Regions from separate parts of the Homo sapiens genome. Here region 1 is linked to region 2. Evidence: chromatin loops called from intact Hi-C (ENCODE). Cell type or tissue: gastrocnemius medialis. All regions are shown on one strand. Each heading gives the region's core, and the rest is flanking DNA. Links, peaks and the distances in the headings are about the cores only. Region 1 overlaps RFX3 (regulatory factor X3). Region 2 overlaps RFX3 (regulatory factor X3).

The links. Peaks named below come from ENCODE experiments on the same cell type or tissue, not always from the same donor. Only the 100,000 strongest peaks of a DNase experiment are listed, where the experiment ranks them.
Region 1: it touches region 2 in a loop (3-fold over the local background); 16 of 110 quality-filtered maps call a loop at or near these places.

The regions. Positions count from the first base shown.
Region 1 is chr9:3,428,279-3,444,028 of GRCh38, forward strand. The region is part of intron 1 of RFX3 (regulatory factor X3); the gene reads right to left. Among named protein-coding and RNA genes, the nearest start is that of RFX3, 90 kb to the right of the region's middle. In gastrocnemius medialis, for the core only: no CTCF peak of the experiment used is centred there; a DNase peak (open chromatin) is centred at 6,435; H3K27ac peaks cover 914 bases.
Region 2 is chr9:3,323,002-3,338,751 of GRCh38, forward strand. RFX3 (regulatory factor X3) reads right to left here. Exons shown (of 17, transcript NM_001282116.2): 4 at 7,258-7,516. Among named protein-coding and RNA genes, the nearest start is that of LINC01231, 150 kb to the left of the region's middle. In gastrocnemius medialis, for the core only: no CTCF peak of the experiment used is centred there; no DNase peak of the experiment used is centred there.

The DNA.
Region 1 (15,750 bases), core at 2,912-10,911, 100 kb after region 2:
TTTCTCCCCATCCCCAACTTGTATAATTTATCAGCTTGAGTTGAATGAATAGGTAGCGCTAAATAATTTTGATAGAATATCTCAGAACTTTAAGATCTTATAATGATGATGGAACACTTTGAAAGTATTCACAATATCACAAGTTTTGTAGAGTTTCTGAAGTTAAGTAAAAACGTTTAAAATTTATTTTATAAAGTCTTTCTTCCCATACTTTTCCTTTTTCATGAACAAGCAAAATATCAGCAATACTCTGCTACCATGCTGTCCTTCATAACCCTTACTTTGCTTATTTTTATTCAAGTCAAAATAAAAAGAATAGAAAATTCAGAAAATCTCAAATGATCTGAATTCTCATTTCCCAATTTTTGAAGTTAGTCTGATCTCACTGCCACACAACCAACAGAATATAAAGGTCTTTCTAGCTATATTTAAAGACTGTGGAAACCTATCTGTCCCCAAACTACAACAGATTTAAATGACAAAGTAAATAAAAGAAAGTTTTTTAAAAATTTAAAACATTTACATGAAATGAATAGTTCCACAAATAAAGCGTATTTTTGCCAAGGATGAGTTTCTCAATTGTTCTAGATACTAGATATTCTCATTCAAACAAATGCTTAGAGATAGACAGGGCTAAATTACCCATTAGGCACAGTGCCAAGGGCCCATAATACTCTCTAATACTCTCTAGGGCCCCAAAAACGTTTTAATTTCTTTAAAACATTTCTTTTTAATTTTTAGTTACTCTTTTTTTTTTTTTTTGAGACGGAGTCTCGCTGTGTCTCCCAGGCTGGAGTGCGGTGGCGCGATCTCGGCTCACTGCAAGCTCCGCCTCCCGGGTTCATGCCATTCTCCTGCCTCAGCCTCCCAAGTAGCTGGGACTACAGGCGCCCGCCAACACGTCCGGCTAATTTTTTGTATTTTTAGTAGAAACGGGGTTTCACCGTGTTAGCCAAGATGGTCTCGATCTCCTGACCTCGTGATCCGCCCGTCTCGGCCTCCCAAAGTGCTGGGATTACAGGCGTGAGCCACCGCGCCCGGCCAATTTTTAGTTATTCTTATGATTAACTAAAAATTTAGGTTAAAGAAAATGTTTAATATGTAATCTTAATATATACCAATACTATATATATAATATACAAATATATATAATATAATATAATTGTGTGTGTCTGTGGAGATAGACATAAATTGACAACTATTTTCGGATTTTCTAGAAACCTCAGTTTCTCATAAAACCTGAACACTGTCTGATTGTAGGATGTGAAGCCCCAGGTATTTTTCCACTGGACTAGATAAGGCATTTTTCCCTCTAGGCTCCTGGAGGTGCTAATCTCATCCTAACCCATTTCCGTCTTATATTCTGGCTTGCCTGAACTACATTCACTTGCAAAGTATTTGGGCAGGCCGATAATTAAAAGATAGTGACTCAGTGGTACTCTGGGTAGCTACACATCTCCATGCCCTCTTTTAATTTACTATATAGCAGATGTATCTTAGCGGCTGCTATACATCTGCTTTACATTTGCTTTAAACAATAGAGAGATGGACTTGATATCTCCCTATTTCAAAGCCCTCAATCTCTTTGAAGCAGCCCACAAAGTAACAGGTTTCTGTCTAAGCAGTGGCTTCCAACCCACGGCCCACTTGCAGAGCCAAGATAATAATCCCATTGACAACTCTTAAAGTCTCAAACCTTAGTTGACTTAGGTTACCAGGTTCACTGAGGTTCCCAAGTTTTCTTAGTTACTTATCAGTCATAGCTGTTCAAGCAAGTGATTTCTGTATTCAAATCATCAGTGTCATAACAGAAATACTCTTTGTATTCAGAGTGACCAATATAATTTTCAACGAGAAAAGGGTATGTAAGAGAATAAAATGATGTTTTGAAAGACTTTCAAAAGAAATCTTACATGTAAATCTAATACTCAGGATAATTAATAGCAGAGTGTTCTAGGTTAAAGCCTGGAATGAAAGATGGATAGCATGCTAGGCTGTAACCATCAATCTCCTTAAATCTCTTTGATTGAGTAAATTTTAATCAGCTTAATTAGAAAGCATAGATCCCAGTTAGTTCCAGCTCTACTACTGTTGTACTCACTGGCAAAACACTTTTGCTTTAATTTTAGTATCAGTTTCCTCAGAAATAAGATAGAGATATAAACATAAGTCTTAGCAATCTTCAAAATACCATTACCATCAAATGAACATTTGTGCCTCAAAGGCACTTGGTAAAATTTTTTTAGAGAAATAAATGTATACTATTGTTATCCTTTTATTTCATCACAATGACACCAATATTTTTAATTTCCTAGGTCTGCCCTCCACTTGCCATAATTGTGTCCATCACAAAATCTGATTCATTCTTTTGAATTTTTAAATATGTTTTATATATCAGACTTCAATGTAATGTTGACCCTTGAAGAACACAGCTTTAAACTGTGCAGGTCCACTTATATGTGCATTTTTTTCCAAAAAATATATTGGAACATTTTTTAGAGATGTGTAACAATTTGAAAAAAAAAATCACATAAAGAATGAGTCCCCCAGAAATATCAAAAAATTAAGATGAAGGTATGTCATGATGCATAAAATATATGTAGGTACTAGTCTGTTTTATCATTTACTACCATAAAATATATATAAATCCATTATAAAAAGTTAAAATGTATCAAACCTTACAAAAGAACTTAGAATGCACACGGTACCATTTGCAGTCAAGAGAAGTGTAAACAAATGTAAAGATGCCGTATTAAATAATAACTGCATAAAATTAACTATAATACCTACTGTGCAACTGTAATAATTTTGTAGCCACCTTGTGTTGCTATTGTGAGTGAGCTCAAGTGCTGGGACTATCTACCCTGTGATGCTAATCATCTCTGAGTGAGCAGTTCATCTTTCCAGTAAATTGTGTATCACAGTAAAAAGTGATCTCTTACAGTTCTCACGTATTTTTCATCATATTTAGTGCAATGCTATAAACCTGGAATAACACCATGGGTCCCATATGAAGCAGCACTAGTGATGCTGCAAGTGCTCCCAAGAAGCTGAGAAAAGTTACATTACAACAAAAAGTTGAATTGTTTCATATGTACCATAGATTAAGGTCTGCGGCTGAGGTTGCCCACTTTTTCATGAGTTCAGTACCAAAGGCATGAACACAGCATAAGAATGATTTAAAAAAAAGAAAAGAAAATTTATGAAGTTGTCACTACAGTTACGCCAACAGGTATGAAAACCCCGCACTTTTTGCAAATTACCCTTTTCTGTCATATTGAAAATGCAGCTTTTATATGGGTGCAGGATTGCTATAAGAAAAGCATACCTATAGATTCTAATATAATTCAAGAAAAAGTTGTCATTATATGACAATTTAAAGCAAAAGGAAGGTGAATGATCTAAAGCTGGAGAATTTAATGCCAGCAAAGGATGGTTTGGTAATTTTAGAAAGAGGCTTGACTTAAAAATGTCAAGACAAGAGAAGCAGTTTCTGCCAACCAAGTAGCAGCAGACGAGTTCCCAGACAAATTTAAGAAAATCATCGAGGAGAAAGCATATCTCTTATGAACAGGTTTCTAATGCAGAAGAAAGTGCTCTATTCTGGGGAAAAATGCCACAAAGAACACATATGAGTAAGGAAGAGAAGCACTAGGATTTAAGGGAGGAAGCAGCAGACCAACTCCACTATTTGTGCAAATGCCGTCGGGTTTATGATCAGGACTGGTCTTATCTATAAATCTGTTCCCCAAGCCATGAAGAAGAAAGATAAACACCAGCTAAGCTTTTGGTTGTACAATGAGAAGCTCTTTTGCCACACTGCCTAAGAAGATGAGAACAGCTTTCTGGATTGGTTCCACTGATTCTTTGTTCCTGAAGTCAAGAAGTACCTTGTAAATAAACGGCCTGTGTTTCAAAGTTCTTTTGATATTGAACAATGCCCCAGTCACCCAGAACCCCATGAGTTCAGTACCAAAGGCATCAAACTGATCTACTTGCCCCCAAACACATTATCTCTAATTCAGCCTCTAGATAAAGGGTCATAAGGATTTTTAAGGCACATAGTACTCAATGGAAAGGACTGTCGATACTATGGAAGAGAACCCCAGTAGAGAGAACGTCATGAAAGTCTGAAGAGATTACACCATTGAAGAGACCATGGTTGTTACAGAAAAACCTGTGAAAGCTATCAAAGCCCAAACCATAAATTCCTGTTGGACATAACTCTGCCCAGACTTTGTACATGACTTCACAAGATTTAGAACAGTGCCAAGCAAGGAAGTCATGAAAGAGCTTGTAGATGTGGCCAAAAAAAAGGTAATGGATGAAAGGTTTGAAGACATGGATCTTGGAGAAATCCAAGAACAGACACCACACCAGAGGAATTAACAGAATATGACTTGAATTCCTTGAGTGCATCCAAACCAATGCCAGATTATGAGGAAGAAGATGTAGAAGCAATGCCAGAAAACGAAGTTAAATTAGACAATATGGCAGAAGGGTTCCAATTACTCAAGATAGCTTTTGGTTTCTTTTATGACTTGGATGCTTCTATGACATGGGCGCTAAAACTAAAGTAAACAGTGGAAGAAGGGTTGGTACTGTAAAGAAACATTTTTAGAGAAAAGATAAAGCAAAAAAGTCAGATACAAATTACAATGTACAGTTGTCCCTTAGTATATATAGGGGATTAGTTCCAGGTTAGCGTGTAAGTTTACCAAACCCATGTATACCTAAATCAATATATACAAAATCACTGAATACTCAAGTCCTGAAGTCAGCCCTGCAGAAGCCGAGTATACAAAAAGGCGGCCCCATACATGTGGGTTGTGTATCCCATAATACTGTATTTTTATCTGCATTTGGTTGAAAAAAATCCAAATATAAGTGAATCCATGTAGCTCAAGCCCATGTTGTTCAAGAGTCAACTGTATTTCCATAAAGTCACACAAAGTGTGCCTGCCTCCCCTTCTACCTCCTCCGCCTCTTCCACTTCCCCAAGACAGCATGACCAACCCCTACTCTTCCTCCTTCTCATCCTACTCAATGTGAAGATAACTAGGATGAAGACTTTTATGATTATCTACTCCCATTGAATGAATAGTAAATATATTTTTTCTTCCTTACGATTTTCTTGGTAGCATTTTCTTCTCTCTAGCTTAATTTACTGTAAGAATACAGTACATAATACAGATAACATAGAAAATATGTGTTAATCAACTGTTTATGTTATTGGCAAGCCTATTAATAGTTAAGTTCTGAGGGAGTCAAAAGTTATAGCTAGCTTCTGACTGTGCTTGGGTGGGGGTGTTGCCACCCCAAACCACTACACTGTTCAAGGGTCAACTGTATTTCATTTGTATTGTAGATTACAGGCTAAAAATGTGTTAAACCAATGTTTTTCAGAACTGTTCAAACATTGCCTATTCCATAAAGATTTTCACAATCAAATAAGTAAAAATATCTGTCACGCTACTTGTTTACGGACTAGAACAAAGGGTGGGACACTAAGTCTGTAAAGGGCCAAGTAGTAAATATTTTAGGCTTTGTGGGCTAGAGTCCCTGTCACAGCTACTCAAATGCCCCATTGCCTGTGAAAGCAGTCATAGATAATATGTAAACAAATGGGCATGGCTGTCCCAATAAAACATTATTTACAAAAATAGGCAGCCAGGCGGATTTGGCACCAAGGCCATAGTCTGCCAAACCCTGCTCTAGAACAGTGTTTCTCAATCTATACTATTTGTACTAATCATGTGAAATCTCAATGGAGATTCTGATTCTGTACATCTGGGTGGGGCCTGAGATTCTGCATTTCTAACAATCTCATAGTTGACTGACGATACTATTCAGAGAATCGTATTTTTGAGTAACAAGGCTCTGATAAGCCCCATGAGAAGAGAGGTCCTACATAATTAGTAATTATTTACTATCTGGCCTGAGTGCCTAGATCAGTGTCTGACACGTAATAAAGCACTCAATAAATATTTAAGAAATGAACAAATACGCTTCTAACAGAATATACCACTCTGCCTTATATCATTATTAAGTGTGTCATCCTTTATAAGGCTCATCCTTATGTTCACCTTATTCGCATGTAAGCTTACCAAATCTAGCAATCTCTGTAACATGGTAGATTTTCTAATAAATGCTAAGGAATTAAATCAGAGCCTTGGTCTATGTATACACTACAAAAGCTAGTTGTTGACAAATTCATCCTAAATTCTTCTACTATGTTCCTCCACAATGATCATCTTGTATTTCCTTAAACTTTCTACAGTCCTTGTACTTCAAGGTCTTTGTACATTCCACTTTCCTTAATAGGAACATCCTTCCCTAATCTTTCAAGTCTAAAGATAAACGTCACCTCTTTAGAAAGCAGTGCAGTAAGTGTCCTTACCTTCTCCCCACCCTCCTTCTGCACTCCAAATGCCAGTTCTCTAGCTCAGCCATGGGTGTCTTCTTTAATGCACTTACCACATTTCACAATTACAGTCATGCATTGCTTAACAACAGGGATATGTTTTAAGAAATGCATCATTAGGCAATTTCATCATGTTGTAAACATCACAGAGTGTTCTTACACAAACCTAGATGGTACAGCCTATTATACACCTAGGCTATATGCTATAGCCTATTGCTCCTAGGCTACAAACCTGTTCAGTATGTTACTGTGCTGAATATTATAGGCAATTGAAACACAGTGTTAAGTACTTACATATCTAAACATAGAAAAGGTACAGTAAAAATATGGCATAAGAGATAAAAAATGGTATATTTGTATTAGGCACTTAACAGAAATGGAACCTATAGGACTAGAAGTCAGGTCTGGGTGAGTCAACGAGTGAGTGAAGGCCTAAGACATTACTGTACACTACTATAGACTTTATAAACACTGTATAATTAGCCTACATTAAATTTATAAAAATAAATTTTCATTCTTTAGTAATAAATTAACATTGGCTTACTGTAACCTTTCTACTTTATAAACTTTTTAATTTTTTAACTCTGACTCTTGTGATAACACAGCTTAAACACAAATACACTGTACAGCTGTACTAAAATATTTTCTTTATATCCTTATTCCGTAATCTTTTTGTATATTTAGTTTTTTCCTTTTAAAACTTTTTTTTGTTAAAAATTAAGACACAAACATACACATTAACCTAGGCCTACATAGGCTCAGGATCATCAAGACATCACTTGGCTATAATAATATTTCAGCTCTATTATAACCTTAGGGGACCACTGTCATATATGCAGTCCATCATTGACTGAAACCTCATTATGCAGTTCATGACTGCATTTTATTTATTTATACGGTGATTTTTACAAATTCCATTTACTCTGCTAGAATGTTACCTCAATATTGTATTTACCTTATTCACCACTGAATCCCTACCAATTAGCACAGTTCCTGACACATGTAAACACAAAATTATATTTATTGATTGAATGGATAATTATTCACATTCACAGAGAATTTCTTTTGATATCCTTATACTTAAGAAGCATCTGCATTGTAAAAAAAAAAAAAAAAAAAAAAAGGATAACACTGCCTTTTATCTGAGTGGGGCCACAGCAGCCAAATTTGTACTTCATGATGCTGCTCTCTCAACAATAACTAATTAGATCAAGAGTGAATCATCTGCTCCCAGTTGGTCTACATTTTCTCTCGTGCTATTTTCAGGACTGGGACTGACACTCTGGTGTCTCTATGCTGGTCACTTTAACTGATTAAGTAGTAGTGATAGGTAACTATATTTGGTCATGTACATCCTTGAAAGTACTAAAAAGTACATCTTTACACTAAAAAGTGTAAAGAAGTAAGAGACATCTAGATAGAAGCAAGCATAAAAGATGGGAAGAGTATTACCTATGTTCCTAACAGCTTTACCTATGGCAAATTACAATTCTTCATGAAGCCAAGTTGTTCTTTGTGATTTCAGAAGTTATCCCAATATCCTTCTAGATTTCCATTTTCAGATAGGCTGAAATGGGTTTCTGGTAATTACAACCAGTATTTTTCTAACTAAACATATCCAGTTTATAAAAGAACATACAGAAGCAAGAATATAGCCCAGAAAGTGTGTCAAAATTGCAGGAGGGAAAAATTTTGAGTGATCTTCAAGTTTTTAATAACTAGAGTCTAGCAATCAAAGGTATGATTATAAAAGCATTATATTTTTAGTAAAAAGATAAACACTATCAACAGATAAGAGTATTTATGTCAAAACTAATATACCTTAAAATGAATAAATACTTCAGTAATTCCTCCAGCAAAACATTTGTCATCAATGGACACTTAGTTCCAAAATTATTCAAAATACTACATGCCAGTTGGCTGGCCCTAAGTACATTTTTAAAAGTAAAAAGTTAACAATCCTTCGCATGAACTAATTGAAATAAATACTTCTTTAACCCAAAAGAAACAGGAGAAGAGAGCAAAATGCTGTGCAATATTTGGGATAAAAATGAACTTGAGAAGACAGAAAGGATAGGAAACGATCACACCCAACTGGAATTCTATTACTCAGACATACAGGGAAGGAGATGTGACAAGCAAGAAGCCTGAGCCAATAAACTCCCTAAGAATCTCCTACAAGCCAAGCACCTCAAAATGTCAATCAATTCTGGTAACTCCTGCAGCCAACTCTTCCTATTAATTTTTTTAAAAAAAATTGCTCATTGAGTAATCCACGTTTTTGTTAGGAAGTTGAAATGGAAATGACAAAATCCTAGCAGTTTTCTTTTATAGCACAATTCATAGTATCCATTATTTTCCAAGCAGCAAATGAAAATGTCAAAAACATTCTTGCTGTAGATATTTAGTTGTTTTCTGCCACATTAATGAAAGGAAAATATTGCACTTTGAATTGGTTAATTACCATGAATCCTTCTGCAAAGGGCTCCTGCTTGCAGAATTAAGCCAGCTTTAGTTGGCACACTGCCCTAATATTCATGGAGACTAGACTATAGGCTCCACTGTACTCAAGAGACATTTAGTTTTTGGCATCATTCGTCAGCTTACAAATCATCAGTCCTAACTACTATAGACATTCAACTGTTTGAAATAAACAGGGCAGAAAGCACCTGCATTTAATGGGGAGGTACCACATTCTGCTTCTTTGAAATTTTAAGAGCTAGACTTAGAACACAGAATGAACAAGAATACCCTGATTTATATAGCTTCTAGAAACTAGAGGTGCTTTAACAAAAATCCTCTGGTAATAAAGCTAGTCCAAGGAAATCCTCGTAGAAGAAGGCAACTTCAAGCAAGGGGGAACTTGGAGAAGTTATTTTTCTTCAGTACTAGGCCAGGGTTCATAAAGCTATTTCAGGTTTAGGCCTCTCAGGAGTTCATACATAGACTTCGTTCCACCCTACTTCCTAGGATTTGAAGTTAAAAGGTGCTGATTTGCCGGTTTCAAAACCTCATTAAGTAACCACTGCAGTATTCAAGCCCAACCCTATCTCTCCTTTCACCCTTCTTCATGTGATGCGCTTACCTGCAGAAACCACAAGACCTGAATGCCCTCTCTCCATGTCAGATGGCATATTAAATATATTTCCTTAAAATTGGATAGGGAAATGCTTCTCAATTTTTTGAAAAATATATTCTACCAGGCCTTCTATATGGGAAAGAATGGGTAGAGAGACAGAGATGAAAAAAACTAATGACGTATATATTTTCTTTTTCCTCTCCCTAAATAAAATGGAAAAAAAGAAGACCTTGAATAAAGACAGAAACATACTGATAAACCTAAGAATACAAGCTGGCCATCTCCAAGATGTTCTCCATATGATCGTAAATAAGCACCTCAGGCTCCAGTGTGTCACCTCCTCAGAGTCTTGCATCAGGGAATGGGAATAACACAGAAGCCGACAGTTGATCCTAAAAAAGGTCATTCAAAACCAACTACAATGTTCATATACTTTCACATTTAAGTATTATGGCAAATGCAAAATTAGCAAGCAGTGTTTTTTAGAACTGACGAAATGACCTGTACAAATCCTCAGTCAAAAATACTTACACGACATTAGACTTCAGTCTTGAAGAACTTGATACAGTAAGTCTATATCTATCTTTAAATAAATTGGAGCTAGGTCAAGAGGACAACAGAGATGCTTAAAGGGTCTAGAAACCATGAAAAATATGGTGTAAAAACAGAAAGAAGGTAGAAAAAGAAAAAGAAAGAACAGATGGGACAAAGAAAGAACAAATGGCAAGATGACAAAAGGAACCATATCAAAAATAATAGTAGTAAATGCCAATGATCTAAATACTCCAATTAAAAATTAAAAGGCAGAGGTTAATAGACTCCTAAAAAAGCAAGACACAACAACATGCTGCCTGTGAGAAATATACATTAAATATAGACACATATAAGTTAAAAGCAAAAGGACAGAAAAAGATATACCACACTAATACCAGTCAAAAGAAATCTAGAGTGGCTATACTGTATCAGAAAGAAAGTTGATTTCAGAACAGAACTATTATTAGGAATACAGAGAATAATTTCATAATGATAAAGTGATCAATTCATCAAGACGACATAATAATTTTAAATGATTATGCACCAAATAACAGAGCTCAAAATATATGAATCAAAAACTGACAGAAACCAAGATTTATAATATTCTGGCCATAAAACAAGTCTGAAATTTAAAATGATTCAAGCTATAACAGTATGTTATCTGCTCACAATTGAACTGAATTAGAAAACAGTAACAGAAAGGTCTCTAGAATATCCCCAAATATTTTGGAGATAAGTATGAAACTTCTAAATAAACCAAAGGGTCAAAGAAGAAACAAAAACGGGGATTAGAAAGTATTTTAAACTGAACGAAATTAAAAAAAATAAAAATAAAAATTTGTAGTAAGCCACTAAAACAGTACTTATAGGGAAATTTATACTACTAAATATCTATATTAGAAAATAAGAAAGGTCTTAACTTAATAGCCTCTGCTTCCACCCTGAGAAATCAGTACAAGAGTAAATCAAGCCTCAAGTAATGAGAAGAGAGAAAGTAAGGATCATGGTCAAATTCATTGAAATAGAAAACAGAATAATAGAAAAAAATCAGTGAAAACAAAATCTCATTCTTTGAAATGGTCAACAAAACTGATAAACCTCTAGACAGACTGATCTGAAATTAAAAGATATAAATTAGCAATTCCAGGAAGGAGAGGTGGCATCGTTACAGAATCTATAGATAATATGGGAATATTTTAACAACTTTATGCCAATAAGTTTGAGAATTTAATAGCAGAAGTAATCAATTCCTTGAAAGACTCAAATTACCTAAGCTCACTCAAGAAGAAACAAATAATGTGATATATGTATTAAAGAAATTGAATTTGTAATTCAAAAACCTTCCCACAAGGAAAACTCCGGCTCAAATGACTTCTACCAAACATTTAAAGAATAAACAATACTAACAATACTAACATGTTTCCCATACACTGCAGAGGAGAGAATACTTCCCAACCTAGGCTATGAGACCAGCATTACTTTAATACACATGGAGATATTACAAGAAAAGGAAACCACACACCAATACTTCTCATGTACATAAATGTAAAAATCTTAAACCGTTAAATCTAATATTCATAAAGGATAATACATCAGAACTACGTAGAGTCAGTCTCAGGATCTGAAAGTTTGTTTAGGGTTTCGGACCACCTTAAATGTAATCTACCATACTAAGAAACTGAAAAAGAAAAACTTAACAATCATCTAAATAGGCACCTAAAAGTATTTAACAAATTCTAACATCCATTGCTGATAAAAACTCTCAGAAAAGTAGCAATAAAAGAATTTTTTCCATCTATTAAAGAAATCTATTAACAACTTGTAGTTAACATCATATTTAAAGATGAAAAATTAAGTATTTCTTCTCTATGATCGGGAACAAGACAGAGATGTCTGCTTTCATCACTTCTATTCAATACTGTGCTGGACGTTCTAGCTAGTGCTATCAGCAAAATAAAACAAACAAAAAGTATCTAGATTTTAAAGAAAGAAATAAAATTCTATTCAGACAATATGATCATCTAGACAGAAAGTTAGCATCTATAAAATCACTACAAGAACTAGTGAGTTTAGCAAGGTTGCAAGATACAAAATCAATATTTAAATCCATTGTATATCATCTACTTACTAGTTATTAAAACCTAAAAGCTGCAATTAAAAAAATAAATTTATAATAGCATCCACAAACACAAAATACTTAGGAATAAATCTGACAAAAGATGTGCAAGATCTATACACTGAAAACTACAAAAATACTTCTAAAAGAAATTAGAGGGCTAAGTAAAGAGGTATAACTTGTTCATGGGTTACATGACCCAATATTGTTAACATGTCAAGTCTTGCTAAATTCATTTAAAGATCTAATGCAATCCAAATCCCAAATCCCAATAGGCTTTTTCACAGAAATTGACAAGTTAACTCTAAAATTCATATGGAAATCCAAAGGACTTAGAATAGCAAAAACACCTTTGATAAAGAAAAAGTAAAAAGGAGAGCTAACACTACCTGATTTGAAGACTTACTGTAAGTGTGCAATAACTAAGACAGTATGTTACTGGGGTAAAAACAAACAAACACACCAATGAAATGGAATACAGAATTTCAAAACTGACCCATATATAAATGATAACCAATTGTCAAGAAAGATGCAAAGGCATCCAAGTAAAGAAAGAAGTTTAACAAGTATTGTTGGAACAAATGGATATCCATATTTTCAAAAATGAACTTTGGTCCACAGCTAACACCATACACAAAATTAACTAAAAATGAATTGCAGGGTATAGGCTAACAACTCTGAAGCTGCTTTATATGTATACTGGGTTTGTACAACCAAGTAAATGGATGATGGAAGCCATGTTTCTCATTGTTGGATAGAGACATTAATGATAATAAACCGCACTAAAATGAATTACATGGTATGAGATTAGAGTCAGAGACACCAGTATGAACGCATATTTAGTTTAATATATATACAAATGGACAGCTACAGAATTGAGAGAGAGAGAGAGAGAGAGAGATCCATGGGTTAGCACATTTACATATGTTTCCTGGTTCTGTCTGCCAAGCAAACCTAGACACAGTGACACCCTGTGGCAACAACCAGCATATCCAGTGTCCAGGTCTTAATTTCTATATAATAAGCTCTAAAAACAAGAACCAAGACTCCTTTGAGAAACGGATGATTCTGGCGCTGGGGCATAGAAAATAAAAGACTCGGGCATCTTGTAGTATCAAAAAATAAAATGTGCTCAACAAAAAAGGTGGAGGGTAACAAGTTAAGGAGACACAGGAGCCAACCTAAAAGAGCTCTCAATGGCCAAAGCTGGAACGAGTAACAAAATAACGTAGTATTTGAATGTAATGTGAAGTATAAAATGAGGCCATACTGATAAATGATTGGAGAAATAAATGGGAGAGAAGAGATAAATATTTTTATAGAAGAATTTCAAAGAACTTATGTAAATACCCACACCTCTAGGAGATAGGACATAAAACCCTCTATAAAACTCTATAAAACCCTCCCCTCCTTGGGCATAGGCTATAATTAGTGACTTGCTTCCAAAAAACAGAATATAGAAAGAGTGAAAAGAATGAACTTTACCAGCCGGGCATGGTGGCTCACACCTGTAATCCCAGCACTTTGGGTGGTCCAGGCGGGCAGATCACCTGAGGTCAGGAGTTCGAGACCAGCCTGGTCAACATGGTGAAACCCTGTCTCTATTAAAAATACAAAAATTAGCCAGGCGTGGTGGCACGCACCTGTAATCCCAGCTACTTGGGAGGCTGAGGCAGGAGAAACGCTTGAACCCGGGAGACAGAGGTTGCAATGAGCTGAGATCACACCATTGCACTCCAGCCTGGGCAACAAGAGCAAGACTCAATCTCAAAAATAAATAAATAAATAAATGACTTTACCATAGAGTAACCTGGCTAATATTACCTTAGGTAATCAAGGTTAAGCAACATCAATGATAAGCGTATATTGATACCATATGATGTGATGAGAAAGGCACCTCTCCCAAAAAAAAATCAGAACCCCTGTGTAATCAAGAAAAGGACATCAAAAAAACAAAATTGAAGGATACTCCAAAAAGTATCTGGCCAGTACTGCTCAAAACTGTCAAGGTCATAAAAAAATAAGGGAAGACAGAAAAGCCATCAAGGATCAGAGCTAAGGAGACACAAAAACTAAACAAAATGTAGAATCCTGGAACAGAAACAGATATTAGTGGAAAAACTGATGAAATCCAAATAAAGTCTGAAGTATAGCCAATAGTAATATACCCCCTGGTTGCCTAGTTGTAACAAATATATCATGCTTATTTAAAACGTTCACAAAAGGAGAAAAGGAATGGGGGTATATGGGAACCTCTGTACTACCTCTGCAACTTCTCTGCCAATCTAAAATTATTCCAAAGTAAAAAGTTTATTATAAAAATGGATTATAGACCTAAGTGTAAAACATAAAGCTTCTGGAAGAAGACATAAACATATTTTTGGCATTTATTTTGGCAAAATTTATTAGTTATAATGCTAATAGCACAATCCATAAAAGATAAAATTAATAAATTAGACTTAATCAAAATTAAAATTTTCTGCTCTTTGAAAGACACTGTACAGGAATGAAGAAAAAAAGCAGGCTAGGCTCTGCAAACATATATCCAATAAACGTCTTACATCCATAAATGTAAAGAACTCTCAAAACTCAATAATAAACAACCTGATTAAAAGTGAGCAAAAGATTTGGACAGTCACTCAAGAAGATATAAAGTGACAAATAAGCACAAAAAAAGATACTCAACATCATTAATCATTAAGAAGGTACAAATTAATACCACAGAAAGAAACCACTACACATCCATTAGAATGGCTAACATTTTATTTTCTTCAACTTTTAAGTTCAGCGGTATATGTGCAGGATGTGCAGGTTTGTTACATAGGTAAATGTGTGTCATGATGGTTTGGTGCACAGATCATCCCATCACCTAGATATTAAGCCCAGCATCCATTAGCTATTCTTCCTGATGCCCTGCCTCCTACCACCAACCCTCTCCAACAGGCCCCAGTGAATGTTGTTCCCCTCCATGTGTCCATGCGTTCTCATCATTCAGCTCCCACTTACAAGGGAAAAGATGTGGTGTTTGGTTTTCTGTTCCTGTGTTAGTTTGCTGAGGATAACGGCTTCCAACTCCATTCATGTCCCTGTAAAGGACATGATCTCATTCCTTTTTATGGCTGCATAATATTACATGGTGTATATGCACCACATTTTCTTTATCCAGTCTATCATTGATGGGCATTTGGGTTGATTCCATGGCTTTGCTATTGTGAATAGTGCTGCAATAAATATACACATGCGTGTATCTTTATAATAGAATGATTTATATTCCCTTGGCTATATACCCAGTAGTGGGGTTGCTGAGTCAAATGGTATTTCTGCCTCTAAGTCTTTGAGGAATTGCCACATGGTCTTCCACAATGGTTGAACTAATTTACACTCCCACCAACGATGTAAAAGTATTCCTTTTTCTCCGCAACCTTGCCAGCAGCTGTTTTTTGACTTTTTAATAATAGAATGGCTAAAATTTTAAAAACTGACCACATCAACTGTTGGTAAGGATGTAGAGAAACTGGAATTCTCATACAATGCTGGTTGGAATTTAAAACAGTGCAAACAGTCTGTGTAACAGTTTGGGAGTTTCTTAAAAATTGA
Region 2 (15,750 bases), core at 4,867-12,866:
TATGTGTAAAATTATTTCTAAGTCCGTAGATTACAAAACTCCTATGTCATGAAATTTACTGCCACCAATAGTTACAATCAAATGCCATAATTAGAGTTTAAAGGAAACCAGATAATTCTGTGGCAAATAAAGACAACAACTGGAGTTACATGTACTGAGAAAGTGGTAATCAAATCACATGCTTTGGGGGATGAACTAATATGCACAGGAACATGGAGAAATTCTTTCTCAGAGAACTGACAATTGGTCATAGGCACTGTGTCGTATTTTTCCCCTTTAAATTAAACACATGGGCCAGTAGAAGAGGCAGTATTGAAACTTTCTGAGTCTAATATTGACTCATATGTCACTCTTAGACTACAATGTATTAATATTTTAATCTGTAGCAATGCATTTCATATTTTATCTGGATTATCTAATTTTTATAAGTGAAGCATTAAGTTGGTGGAGTTTTTTTCTTTAAAAATTATGTTAGTTTCAAACAAGTAACTTAACGTGAAACTTGACTTGTAAATCTAAGGAAGGATCAAGCAAAAGATATATAAGAGGTTGCCTGAGGTACAGGTTACTTTAATATTTATAAGTAGAATTTATGAGCATCATTAAACTTTGCTTATCTAGATCTTGTATGACATAGAATCTAGCTTTTTCTGGCATGTTACCCATACACCTGTGTTCTGAAATGCTGTTTCAAATATGAAGTAGCTAAAAAATAAAATAATTCATTATATTTTGCTTTAAAATTCAGAGGAATTCACTGGCTATGCTCAGGAGAGAATGAAGGATGCTGTGATTCTCTTTGTCTTAACCTGCTAGTTTATCAAGATTTCTAGGAGTGGAATGTCTTACAGCCCTAATGGTAAAATTACTGCCTCTAGATCTTATCAGCTTCGAGGCTGGAGCAGTGTGGAACTGACTGACAGCTGAATGGAATACAGATGAAGTGATGGAGACTACAAGTCATTCAAAGTCCCATTTTATTAAATGCTTTGAAAATGAGGCCCAGAACCTTCAGTCAATTTATGATTTAGTGTAGGAAACAGACGGTTCATGGTAATCTGTCTGAGGAGTTTCATTTCAGGGACTGAGTTGGCCTAGGGAAAAAGGGACACAGGAAAACAGAAAAAGCTAAGATCATAATGGTGATACATGTTCCTGCCAAAATAAGTGGACAGAGTCTTTTTTTAAAAAATATTGAGGCTAACTGTAAAACTTAGTAAATTATTTTAAATAGAAATTACTGTTTTGTCACATAAAATAAGAACTGTGATTTATGCATAATTTATGCATACTTCTAACTTAAAATTTCTTCTAAGCATATCTTCATATATGATAATTAAACAGAAGCGTTCATCTCATGTAACTATATTGCTTTTCTGTCTCGATGTAGTCATAACCAATAATCCAATATTATTTCAACATTTTTTCCTCTGGTAAGATAGATGGGCAATTCAGCTCCTTCTAATATAATCATTTCCCTTAAATATAAGGGAGTTCTTCGTGTGCTAATATGAAACAAAAAGTCTCCAAGACATATTGTTAGGTGAAAAAAAGCAAGATGCGGCATTTTTCTTACCATTTGTGTAAAAAAAAAAAAAAGAGAGAGGGAGTGAAAAAATATATATTCTGCTTGAATATTCTGCTAGAATATTGTTAGAATAATACTTAAAAAACTTGGTGGCAGGGAGTGGTGGCTCATGCCTGTAATCCCAGCACTTTGGGAGGCTGAGGCGGGCAGATCACCTGAGGTCAGGAGTTTGAGACCAGTGTGGCAAACATGGTGAAACACCGTCTCTACTAAAAATACAAAAAATTAGCCAAGCATGGTGGCGGACACCTGTAATCCCAGCTACAAGGAAGGCTGAGGTGGGAGAATCGCTTGAACACGGGAGGTGGAGGTTGCAGTGAGCCGAGATCACGCCACTGCACTCCAGCCTGGGTGGCAGAGTGAGACTCCATCTCAAAAAAAATCAAAAATCAATAAATAAAAAAATAAGAGAGAACTTGGTAATACTGGTTGCCTCTAAGGATGAGAATTGGGAAACGGGTGAGAGAGACTCATGTACTTTCTTATATCTTTTGAATGTGCAACTTAAGAATGTATAACTAATTCGTATAAATAAATTAAAATTTTGAAATCAAACACATGGCCATTGGTAACGTAGCAGCAAAAGAATAAGAAGGTAAAATTATTTTGAAGAGCTAAACATATTTATACTCTTAGAAAAAGCATTCCCTTACACCAAATTCATAAACATGCCAAACCAAGAATAAATAAATAAAAGCACTCATAATTCTTAAATGAATTCTTAACTTTCTATTAATTATATAAACTAGGCCAAACTTTTACTTATATAGCAGCAGATGGACTTTCAAATTTTCCTCCAAATAATTAAATAAATTATAATATTTTACATTAATCAAAAGAGGTGGGAATATGAACAATATTAATTTCAAGATATTTTTCTTGTGCCTCTTGGCTGGGATCTAATGTTAGCAACAGCCCATTTAAATGTATATACATAAAGGTGTAAAAATTAACTTTCATATCACGGTCTCAAAAATGATTAATGTAATCTTAAGTATTAAGAAGAATTTAAAAAACTCATACATAACCATCTAATTATAAGAATAAAAATATTATTTTATGTAAGAGTGAGTAAATAAGGCTTTTTAAAGCAAGTTGGTAATTATTGCATACTCTGGTATAAGATAAATTATGTTGTGATGAGCACCAAAAAAAATCACTAACTACATTCACAAATTTTTAATCTTCAAGTGAAAAGTATGTTCAGGTTCCAAAACTCTAAAATTCTATAAATGATGTGATTATATAGAAAAATAATCATGAAAATACTTAGAATTTCAAATGAATAAAAGCAGAGGGAAATATTATGTTGATATAGTTAGAAGACAGATGTATAATGAGTTCAGAATTATGACTGTAGCCAATTCTTCTACCTTAATGTCCATGTGCTACTGAAATATTAACAATAAACAGATCCCTAACATATTCAGGTCGCAACTTAGCTGAACCCATATCCAGTGATGATTCAATAAAAATGTTATAACATCTTTCTGAAAATTGCTATTTAATATTATCCGCAGGAAATGCCTTTTAAATGTATGTGTATGTATTTATATAAGTAAAAGCATAGATGTATATATCTATATACATATATATAATTATACACACATGGACCATATAAAAGGAAACAGTAAATCAAAGGAGAAATAGTATTTTGACTAAATTTGAGTATTAGTAGTTGATATAATATATTCATCATATAAAATTTAATTTGTTACCAAATTAACAAATGCTGACTTTATAAACTTTTATTTTAAGTTCAGGGGTATTTGTGCAGGATGGGCAGGTTTGTTACATAAGTAAATGTGTGGCATGGGGATTTATTGTACCAATTATTTCATCACCTAGGTATTAAGCCTATTATTCATTATTTTTCCTGATCCTCTCCCTCCTGCCACCCTCTACCCTCCTCTAAAGCCCAGTGTGTGCTGTTCCCCTCTATGTGTCCATGTATTCTCATCATTTAGCTTCCACTTACAAGTGAGAACATGCAGTATTTGGTTTTCTGTTCCTGCATTAGTTTGCTAAGGAAAATGGCCTCCAGCACCATCCATGTTCCTGCAAAGGACATGATCTCGTTCTTTGTTACGGGTGCATAGTATTCCATGGTGTATATGTACCATATTTTCTTTATCCAGTCTATCACTGGCAATTATCACATCAAGGCAACTATTCTAAGGACTGGAGCAGAAAACTTTGCCATAGGAACTGGGTAACAGTGTTTGCTTTGTGCTGTTTCCAAGTACCCAAACATAGCTAGTTTTACATCAACTGAATTAATTGACTATGCATTACACTTACTGATAGCCCCCTAAGGAGTGACCCAACGGACTATTTCTCAGTCAAGAATTTCGGCCACAGTATATGCTACTATTGCACAGTAGGCTGCATCAGTCATTCTATAGGTTATATGTCGAACACTAAAGAACAGTGAGAAAAACTGAACTTATATGGTACAGATAGGCTCAATGTTTGGAAAGAAATGGCTTGAGTCTTGACCAACAAATCTTTAAAGATTGTGTTCATATACAATCTTTTCTCTGATTCTACAGTAAAAGAAAAATATACATAAACTCAATTAAATCCCATTTAATGGCATGGCATCTCCTAAAAAAAAAAATCTTGATTTTTAGGAGTGAAAACAATCAAAAATCTATGGTTAGCATTTCTCACATTTGGCAAGAGGCACATGATATGAAATCTTAAATAGGTTTCACGGCACTTCAACTTTGTTAATTTTACTACAGTAACAGATGTGAAACTGTAAACTGAGAATCACAACCTCACTGTGAGTCAAGCAGATCTTCAGTACAATTGAGACGGGGATTTAAATTAAATATACTTTTCAATAATCAATTCAAGGTAATACAATAAACACTAGCAGAAGTATATTTAGACAAGTACCGCACTATCAATCAATATGGGCTTGGTGAGATCACTTTGTGATTTTTCCATACAAAAGTTACTTTTTTTTTAATTTTTATACTCCTTTTGTTAAAAAGGAAAATTTTCTTATTTAAAAAAACGCAAAACAAAAAAAAATCACCTTAGAATTTTTATCCTTAACAAAACAACCTCAAATATGAATATTTTTAGTATAAAATTAATATGTACAACTGATATTATAAATTGGTGTTTTGTAACAGTTTTCAACTATTCCCAGTTTTTATAATTCAGTTATCTGTTTAATTTACCAGTTAGTATAATAAAAATCACACATCAAATTTGTATAATGGATAACTTAAGGAATAATGCCACCTTTCATACATACATACCTACATAGAAAGTGTATACCTTATCAAAAAAAAAATAGAAGAAGAATCCTCAAACTATAAAGGTTAGCAATGCAACTGTATTTACATGAGCTGGATTAAACAATTTGGTTAATTTAGTGAGAGAGCAAGTAAATTTAGTAAACCCACACCCAGTTGATGAGGATGTTAAACAGGTATCAGAATCAGCATGAAGGCAAGTAGGAATACCTAGAAGAGGTGAGGTAGGAAAGGAATGGGGTTTCGAAGGATGGTAGGTTAGGATAAGACAGGGTGGATGAAATGAAAGTGGGAAAGGTAAATTTTGCCCCGTTTTTCAGTTTTCCTAAGGCCTTGATAAGTGGTATTTTCCTTTCACTGAAAATAATTTTCTAGGTGGCCTATAGGAGGAGTGCTATATACTACTGCCACCATTTTCTATCTCTTTTCTTTTTATGTTGAAGCTATAGTTACTTTTACATTTAGAATATTTTATAATTCCTTTGTAAATCTAATGGTGCTAAAGCTAGGAGGAAACTAGGAAATCATTTAGTCTAACTAACCCCTTATTTTATTGATAGGGGAACTGAGATCCAGAAAAGCTATGGTTTATTAGTAGCAATCCCCTTGTAATCTACATAAATATACTGATGTGACTAAAAGGTTTAAAATACTGTATTTAATATTATTAAAAGGAAGAGACAACAAATACACATAAGAAATGCTTCAAAATTACAAAGAAAAAAATTACAAAAAGGAACTCTCCGCTCAGAACAGCTAGTCATCTGTTCTGATGTTAGTAACAAATAGCGAATTAAAATAAAGAGTTTTTTAAAAATAAATTAGGGAAAAGGCACTGAATGATGAAAGTAGGAACACATGAAATTACTACAAATACACAAAGTATATACAAAGTACTTACCAAGCACATATAATATCCTGGAGAAAATCCATAAAATGAGAAATATAAAGCTTCTCATATTACTATTTTCTCCCCAATTTATTTCTATCTCTATTTCATTGCAAGAACAAACTATATGATGAAATGATAAAATGGGATACATCTCCTTAATTCAAATCCCCAGCACCCTTTTATATGTAATACCTAGAAAATCTATTTCATTGCTGCTTTAGCTATGTGGTTCTAAATGACCATTCTCATATGCTTAGTAGAGGTGAAAAGCAGAAGTTCAGGCTACAAAGTTTGATGATATCAAATTCTGCAAAATTTTCTATGACTATTTCTATTACATCATTTCAGTACGCTAAAATACATTGTGTTGGCCGGGCTCAGTGGCTCACATGCCTGTAATCCCAGCACTTTGGGAGGCTGAGGAGGGTGGGTTACCGAAGGTCAGGAGTTCGAGACCAGCCTGGCCAACATGGTGAAACTCCATCTCTACTAAAAAATACAAAAATTAGCCAGGCATGGTGGCATGTGGCTGTAGTCCCAGCTACCTGGGAGGCTGAGGCAGGAGAATCACTTGAACCCAGAAGGCAGAGGTTGCAGTGAGCTGAGATTGCACTATTGCACTCCAGCCTGGGCCACAGAGTAAGACTTCATCTCAAAAAAAAAAAAAAAAAAAAACAAAAAACCACCAAACAATAACCCACTGTGTTAAAATAATCTATTAAATTTAACTTAAATATGTATGCTCCTAAGATACTGTTTGCTCATATCTATGATCAGAGCCAACACAAATATTTTTCATCTGAATCACCTATAGTAATGCTTTCTAAAGTATCTCTCTGGTGGAATGCAACACGAATTTACATATGGCACATGGGTAAACATTTTTAACTTTACTATTTAAATATTGATTTCAATATGTATTAGGAAAAAATTACACACGATTTTCTATTTTAAAAGTGAGTCAACTTGGAAAACATATTAAGTTAATAATAATACAGGTGGCATGAGAAAATGGCAAAACTTACATGTCTAAGGTTTGGGATGCTGGCTTACATAATATAACTTCTCTGGGCATGAGCTAGCATAAATATTATTGTTGAAAGATGTGAAAATTCCAAGCTAAATTATATTTTATTCTCTGTATTACTGCCTGGCTTTTATCTCATAAAGTAAGCATAATATGAAAGTGAGTTCTTTCTATATAAATTTAAGATATTTTACTGATGGAAGACAGCTTATTAAAGCCAGCAGTTTAATGAGTAAAACTCACCTTTCTAATTGCCAGTAAAATTAAAAACTCTAATTCACCTGATTAGAGGGCATATGTATCAGTAACATTCTGCATAATACTACATATACTACATTCTGCAAACTCTCAATACTAAAACTATCCAACACATTCTTGCCCCAGTCCCATCTGTGTTGTTCTTTTCCCTCTATCAAAGGAAATGTTCATTAGAGACTATTAAAAGCTAAACTAAACTACTAAAAATTCAAATACTTACTGTCGCTGGGGAGGCCCGAGTTGTGTGTGTCACTGAGTGACCAGAATTCTCCATTGAGTTGCCGATCAGATAGGTTCCTCCAGAGCTGCTGATGAGTTGTCCTCCTGTGACGCCCATCTGAATCCCACCAGTGCCCACCATACTGTGGGATGAGACCACGGTAGTCACCTGGGCGGAACTCCCTTGAGTATCAAAGTAATTCCCTCCAGTATTTTGGCTGTACATCTGTGTCTCTGTGTAAGGATACGTTGTTGTTCGGCTTTAGAAGAAGAAGAAAAAAGAAATTTACTAGCTTATTTATGTCATCTTATTAATTTTTTTCTAATATGAATGTAATTGAAATATATTGGTTGGCTTAGCCTTTGCAACATGGCAAGTTTCGCATTTTGTACAAAACTTCATTCCCAGAAACAGTTCGATTTACTTTTCAAATTAAGGGGCCACTCATTTAAATAAGTACCTCAACTAGTTTCTGTACTACAGAGATTTTGCCCTCTCCTGGTGCCTATCTCCAGCATATAAATAAGCTCAGGTCTCTTCCCTCCAAGAAATCTTGCTGAACAACTTCAATTGCTTATAAAATGTACTACAAATCCCAGTTTTAGAAAAGCTGGAACCTGGAATAAGTAGGAGTAGTGTGAGTAGTTGACTTAGCTCCTACTTAGCTAATACTCAGACTACTTAACATTCCTGGGTGACATCCAATAAACCTCCATGACTAAAGGAGCTATCATGGATCTCTTTCTTACCTCCATAAGGATCTTAAGCAAATAGTTTACTCACCCTGGACCCTAAGTCCCTCCCCATATCTCTCTTTCCCTTCACACTTAAGCTCCTCCTTTATAAGATGACTATTCTAACTCTTCATGTCCTCACTTTCCACTTTCCAACAACTACAGTCAAGCTTCTGCCCTTAGCCTTTCATTAGAACTGCTTTTAATAAGGTCACTTGTGACCACAGCTAAATACCAAGCTAAAAGACTCCTGTCAGTCCTTATCTCTTGTGACCTATCTATAGTATGACACTGTTGGCCACTCCATGTTACCCTTCCCTCCCTTTTCTGTTCTGATTAAGCTTATTTGATTCATCTATTTTTATTTTCAATTGACTATAACTTCAATTTTAAGAGGATCTTTTTAACTTTTTATTTTAAAATACTAAGTTCTCAAGAAGTTATAATATATATAGAACAGGTTTTAAACATTCAAATACAAAATTGAAATTCCCAGTTCTTTTGCTATTATCTTCAACGCCACCTCCTAAAGCTAGCCATTCCTGAGAGTTTGGTGTATATGTTTTCAGATCTGTCTTATATATATCTTAAAGCCTGGATGTCTTAACCTTTTTTGTCCCTTAGTTTCTATGGCTCTCCTTTTCCACTTTTTGCTTTTTACCATAACCTCTCAAGAGCCTTTTGGAATCTCCAATTTTTCTAGCACATCAAATATTAATATTTTTCTGAGTTTTCCATTTTGAGCTCTTATTTTTATTTAGATCAAAGACCTTTACCACATAAAGTACTGTATTACCATATACATGCTCTTAGTAAACAATCTTACATAAGTTGGTATCACTGCCCTCTTTACTTCCTAGTTATACTTTAAGAATATTAAATCTGGGTTTCTAACAGCCAAGTGGTCATCACTACTCAGAACTCCCATGAAATATGGGAGGCTGTGTAAAATTTAACGTATGATGAGATTCCATTCCTCTCTTGTTCTTTCTTCCACACTTCCGCTTCTCAGTAGAGGGCAGCACCACCATCCTCAGCTTTGGAAATTATTGCTTACTCTTCCCTCTGACTGACATGAGTTGCTGAGTCCTGTCAATGTTATCTTCTAAATAATTTTCCAATTCTCTTTTCCATTATCATACACACTACCTTAATTCATAATGTTCTCTATTATACAGGCTGAGAATACCTTATCAACAATGCTTGGGACCACAAGTGTTTTGGATTTTGGATTTTTTCAGATTTTGGAATATTTTCATATATAAAATGAGAGATCTTGGGGATAGGACCCATATCTAAATATGAAATTCAATTATGTTTCATATACACCTTATACACATAGCGTGAAGGTAATTTTATAAAATATTTTAAATAATTTTGTGCATGACACCAAGTTAGTATATATTGAACCATGAGAAAGCAAAGATGTCACTATCTTATGTTGCTGCTCAAAAACTTTCAAATTTTGGAGCATTTCAGATTTTGGATTTTGCATTAGGGATGATCAACCTGTAATTGCCTTCTAATGGATTTTCCCTTCTCTAATCAGTTGCTCTTGCAATCTATCTCCAACTTTGCTGCCAGGAGAATTTTCTGTAACGCAGATATAAAAATAAAACCGCTTAAAAACCTTTCCATGATTCTCTCTTGCCTTCAGAAAAAGTTCAAAACTCTTGTCCACTTTACAAAAATCATCAGGGGGTCGTGCCTACATAATCTCGAGACTTGGTATTAGCCATGTTATCAAATGCTCTCTTCACTCACATCATATTGACCATTTTTCTGGTCCTGACAAAGTGCCATTTTCTCTTGCCTTTCTGCTTCACTACATAAGGATTCCTCTGCCTGAAAGGCCCTTTCATTTTATTCCACCTCCCTGCCTTTGTCCTAATCATTCTTAAGCTCTCAACGGAAGCACCTTATCTCAAAATTATTTTCTGCATCCTTTGCCCTCTATGGCCACTCCTCACAGGACTGTTATGTTTTATGTTCTGTACTTTCCCAACATCCTTTGAATTCCTGAAACATAGCTCTCAATGTGTTGTTAATTTCCTCAAGTCTTCCTACTCCCATCAGTACTCTCAACACTTAACACAGTTGCTGGTACATAGCTGGCACACTAATCAGTCAGCAAATAAAAATATTTAAAAGTATGGTAGACGTAATAGCCAGTTTCATAAATTTCTGTATCACAAATCTTTTATTTTGTTAAAACATGAGAAATTATGCTAAACTACTCCAAGATTTTTGATTAATTTAAAACAAATACTTTTAATCCATTATAAATTATACTTGTAATTTACAATATATATTTTAGTAAAGTAATAAGAGTGTTCTGAAAGTATTCCACACTGGGTAAAGAGCCCTTTCCAGAAAGAGCCACAGCAAATCCAGGTAAAAAGTTTAGTCTGGGGTGATGATAGAAACAAATTCATAGAAAATGTTTTTTTTTTTTTTTTTCCAGATAGAAAAATGTCACTTAAAATACACGTACCATTCTTCTCATCACTGCTATATTTCCCAACTGGAAATCTCATTTGTTTCTTTATTTATATGTTTATTTAATAAAATAAAACAGCCATGTTGGTTTCAAATTTAGATAAAATGAGAAATGAGGTCATTTTAATTTTTGTCTACCGAATATGACAGTGGCCCCACTTAACTGTGCTTAAAATAGCACAATCTAATGTTGATATTTAAGTATAGTCAAATAAGCTGTACAAATAGATATAGAACAATAAATACTTTGAGAGATGCGGGACATGGTGCCCCCTTTCCTTTTCATCATCCAAGCAGGATGATTCAGGATGCCCCCTACTAGTAAGTAGATTTCTCAAATAAAACATAATAATAGCTAAATATAGCTAATATTTACTGACCATTTACTATGCAGCAGACACTATTCTATGTGCTTTTTAGGCATTAGCTCATTAAATTTTCATAAACTCCATGAGGTAGGTGCTGTTATATTAATAATTCCTATTTCGCATACAAGGTGAATAACTGAAGTTTGGATTGGTTGAATTACTTAGTCTAAAGCACAGAGCTGATGAATCATGGATCTGGAATCTACACTTAATGTATATTCTCAACCATTATGTCAAAAAAAAAGAACATAACTTTTTATATCTGTCAATGATATATGTTAACAACTACTAAGGAACAGCTTAACAAGTGGAATAGGGACCATATGAACTTCCTGTTGCTATTTGAGATTTCCTTACAGCTTACTTTACTGTTTTCTAGCACTACACTATTCTCCATTATTACCCAGAATGAGGCCTGTAGATGATGTACTTGCAATTGTAAAGAAGCCATGGAAAAGGCAGGGCCATTTCAGAAGATACTTACCACTTCGGATTGGAATTTTAGATGTTCTATGATCGTGGAAGTTGCTACCTCATCATAAGAAAAACATCCCAAGGGATCACTGCAGCTTTTGGGCCTGCCCTCTTTGTATCATTATACTCAGTAAAGAACAGTAATGCAAAAAAATGCATCACAGATATATGAAATATCTATATAGCCCTCAAAGTCAGTTCATAAGCTAAAAAATGACCAAAGAAGAGGAGAAGGGATAAAGTCACTAAAGAGTGTGCCTAATCCATAAACTATCCCCATCACTCCATCGTGCGACTGTGGAGAAGCCTTGGCTACTCTATAAACACACACTGGGGTAAAGAGTAGCAATTTTTAGGGAGAAAAAGCACAGAATTATATTAAGGAATGAAGTGTGATAAATTGTCTGAATTTGGCTTTGACAAAAATACACTTGCAGTTGGAAATGGGGGAGACTTTCAAACACTGGGTTGAGTAATACAGGCTGATTATAATATCCTTAGCTGGGCCAGGCGCGGTGGTTCATGCCCATAATCCCAGCACTTTGGGAGGCTGAGATGGGTGGATCACCTGAGGTCAGGAGTTCGAGACCAGCCTGGCAAACACGGTGAAATTTGTCTTTACTAAAAAAATACAAAAAATTAGCCAGGCATGGTGGCACGCACCTGTAATCCCAGCTACTGAAGCTGAGGCAGGAGAATCGCTTGAACCTGGGAGGTGGAGGTTGCAGTGAGCCGAGGTCACACCACTGCACTCCAGCCTGGGCAACAGAGCGAAACTCCATCTCAAAAAATAATAATAATAAAATAATAATAATAATATTCTTAGCCATTGTCCCTTAAAGGTAAGAAGGCAAGCATGAACCCACTTGTTCGAGTCCCTGGAGCCAAAGCCAGAGTCATGCACAAGTAACAGGTAACTCCTAAAGGTTTTTTCCATGTCTAAATACTTTAAGCTCCTGAATAAATACTTAAAAATTTATTTTAAAAAAGAAGCACCAACGGCAAAAATAAACAGTTCTTTTTTAGGTACTAGAAATAGACTCTCTAATTCTGATATCTCAGATCAGCTCATCTTTTATATTGTATACTGAATATATTCTTCATATGAGTTACTGCTTGCACACTATTTTCTCCAGAAATTTCCTAAACATATGTTCAAGAAAACGACTCAATTTTTGGCATATCAGATTGAAAGCAGCTAACTATTTCTGGACTGTACATTCCTGAAATAGATAAATCCCCAAGCAATTCTGTGCACATTTAAATGATACTGCTGTGTTCATTTTGTTTGTTCTGTATTGATTACCATAGACTAAGTCATGAAAATAATGTCATATTATTTCTATAGCAGAAGAGAAATCTTTCCATTGTTCTGCATATGTATCCAGTAATGAATATGAACACATCGATATGTGTATACTTGCCGACAGAAGCTTCTTCATAGCTGACTCTATTATAAGGTTCTATGTAAATGTCAGGACTCTGATTCATTGAATTCAGTAATTTAGTGCCATTTGTTTCCCATCATGCCTTAGCATACACCTTGGCTAAGGGTGACCCTGAATATTCCCTACTTACTTATTCACTAGGATGATTATGGCAATTTATCTTAGCTATAACCAGTTTTTTTCTGTTTTCTTTATCTTCAGGTGTCTTATCCACAATTCCAGATACTCAGTATCTCTAAATTCTTTATTTTGTATTTTACCAAGATGTTGAATGTCCTCCAACCAATAAGCTTGTCACTATAAAATCAACCAATGGCATGAAAGTGATACATTAAGGAAATAAAATAGCATGTAAATCTCATACCATAAATTGTATTATAAGGATAGAATATAGATATGGTGACCATTATCTCACATGGGTACAACATTTTATTGCTTTTAGGCTACTCTGCATACATTCTTTTAACAAATATTTAATAAGCATCTATTCTAGCACCTAGAATAAAAGGAACAACACAGACATGACCTCTACTATTATTAGGGCTACGTAACACAAGGAGAAAGTGGGCAAAAATTAGAAAGAAAATAAGATAATTAGAAGTTTTCCTCATTCCTATGAAAGCAAAAAAAAAATACAATATAAAAGTAGAATAAATAAGAGAGAGCATACCAAATAGGATAGTTAAGGAATGTTATCCCTGAAAGCCAGATTTTTTATTTAGATTGAAACTAAAAGATGAAAAGGAGTCAGCCCTATGGAAAACAAGAAGAATAAAATTTTAGGAAGACAGTACAAAAACTCATAACATAGCACACAACACAGGAAAGATCCTGATATTTAGAAGGAAATTAGAAGTCTGAAGTATTTTAGATATAACAAATGAGAAAGCTGTTAGAAAGAAATGAGGTTAAGGAAGGTAAAAACTAAACATGCATGCAGTGTAAACAATTTTCTTAACTGCAGGCCATGATCCAGTAGTGGGCCATGAAATTAGTTTTAATAGGTCACAACAGCATTTAAAAAAGAGACTAGACTAGACTAGAAAACATCAGTGCTTATTACACTTAATGAGAATAAGAATCATTTTTAGAAATTTTGTTTTTATCGTAAGAGAATATACACATAAATGATTTGTGTGTGAATGCCTGGGTATGTATGTGTGTACTTACCAGAGTATGAAATGTACGCCTAATTTTCTCACGGTGGATGATAGTTTTAAAAGCTTAAAAGCCACTGTTACAGACTATTGTAAGAAGTTTGGATTTTGATTTGGGCTGGGATAGTGGTAAAGGCCTTATGGGTAGGAGGAGGTAGGGCAATGTTCTAGCCAGAGAGACAACCTACAAAGTCCTGAGGCCAGAGAGGTAAAAATACACCATGAGAAAACGGAGTTGCAATCAGGGCCCATGACTGAGATGGGCCATGTAAGATGATTCTGGAACCTGTGAAATAGATACAATAATAAGAGGTGATCTTATTGGAAGCTTGCTCAGTGTAGTGAGGGCATTATATGTCTGATTGAACTAGACTGAGGAAATAACTAAAGGCAGCCAGAATGAGCAACTTTTTAATATCTTAGAAAAGTTTGAGAGCACAAGAGGTGCATTTGGAAACCAGGGACAAATATTTTTAAGCCAGGTACTGGCTTTTCCAACCTCCCTTACAAACAAGCTAAAGGAAATCAACTTAGGACTCAAATAACCAGGTGGACTTGCTCTAAACAAGGAGCTAGGGGCACAAAGCAATGGAAATGGTGACACACTGTAAGAGACATGTCATGTTTACAGTGGCAGTAGGGCCAGGACACAAGATCAGTACCCAGGGGTAGCAATGGCAGACAGTCTTTGGGATGGCTGCAGTGGTGTGGTGTCTGTACTGCACTATCTCTGTGCTACGGTTTTGTGCATGGTCTGGCTGCTGCCTGACATCACTTGTGCCTGCCTGTTTCCAGCTTGATTCTCCAGACTTCCTGGAAATTCTGTGAGTCACAAACATCTTTCAATAAATTCTTTGTCTTAAATAGGCCAGAGTTGGTTTCTGTTGCTTGAAACCAAGAACCTCTGCCTTAAACAGTTTCAAATTATGGAGTTTTTACATGGGCCACCAATACCCTGCAAAGAAGTAGCTACATTATTTGGAATCTTCAACAAAGTGCATATATATATGTAAAATCTGTGCCTGGACCGCATGCACTACTTATTTACTTATATGAGTTTCAAAACAGATATTCTCAAGACTGAATATCCGAATATTCATCAGACTGAAGGCAGAGGATACACCAGAAAGATGACATGTCTATTTTGTGGAAGACACCAAAAGGAAAACAGTACTTCAGAAAGGAATTCAAGTGACCTGATATTAAACCTCCCCTTACTACATAAGAATAAAAAAGAATAGGTTAAATATAAAGTAATAAACACTAAAGAATATCACTAATAAAACATTTGCTTTCACTTATATTCAAAAGACATACTTATTTCTTCTAACTTCATCTGCTATAACAAAAAGTAAAAAACAAAAAGCATTTATTCAGCCATTGCTACAGCTACTGGGGAGGAAATGCAAGAATAAATGTTAAAAGTCAGTAATACTTCTTGTAATAACTTACTGAGTTTTCTCCTTCATGTGTAGTATTTTCATTACTATGTATGTTGACAATGTACAGCATACTGGAATCATTTATACCATCCTATGATTATTTTGTAAGGATCGGCACATCTTTACTTAGCATTTAAATTCTTTATTTCTGTATGGTAGAACAGTGGTTCTCACATTTTTAATGTGCATCAGAATCACCCGGAGTGCCTGTTGCAACACAGAGAGCTAGGTCCCACCCCTAAAGTTCTTAATTCTGTAGAACTGGAGTGGGCACCAAAAGCTGGCATTTCTAACAAGTTCTCAGTTGATGTGAATGCTGCTAGCCTGGGGAATACACTTTGGGAACCATTGTACTAGTTGATACTACAATT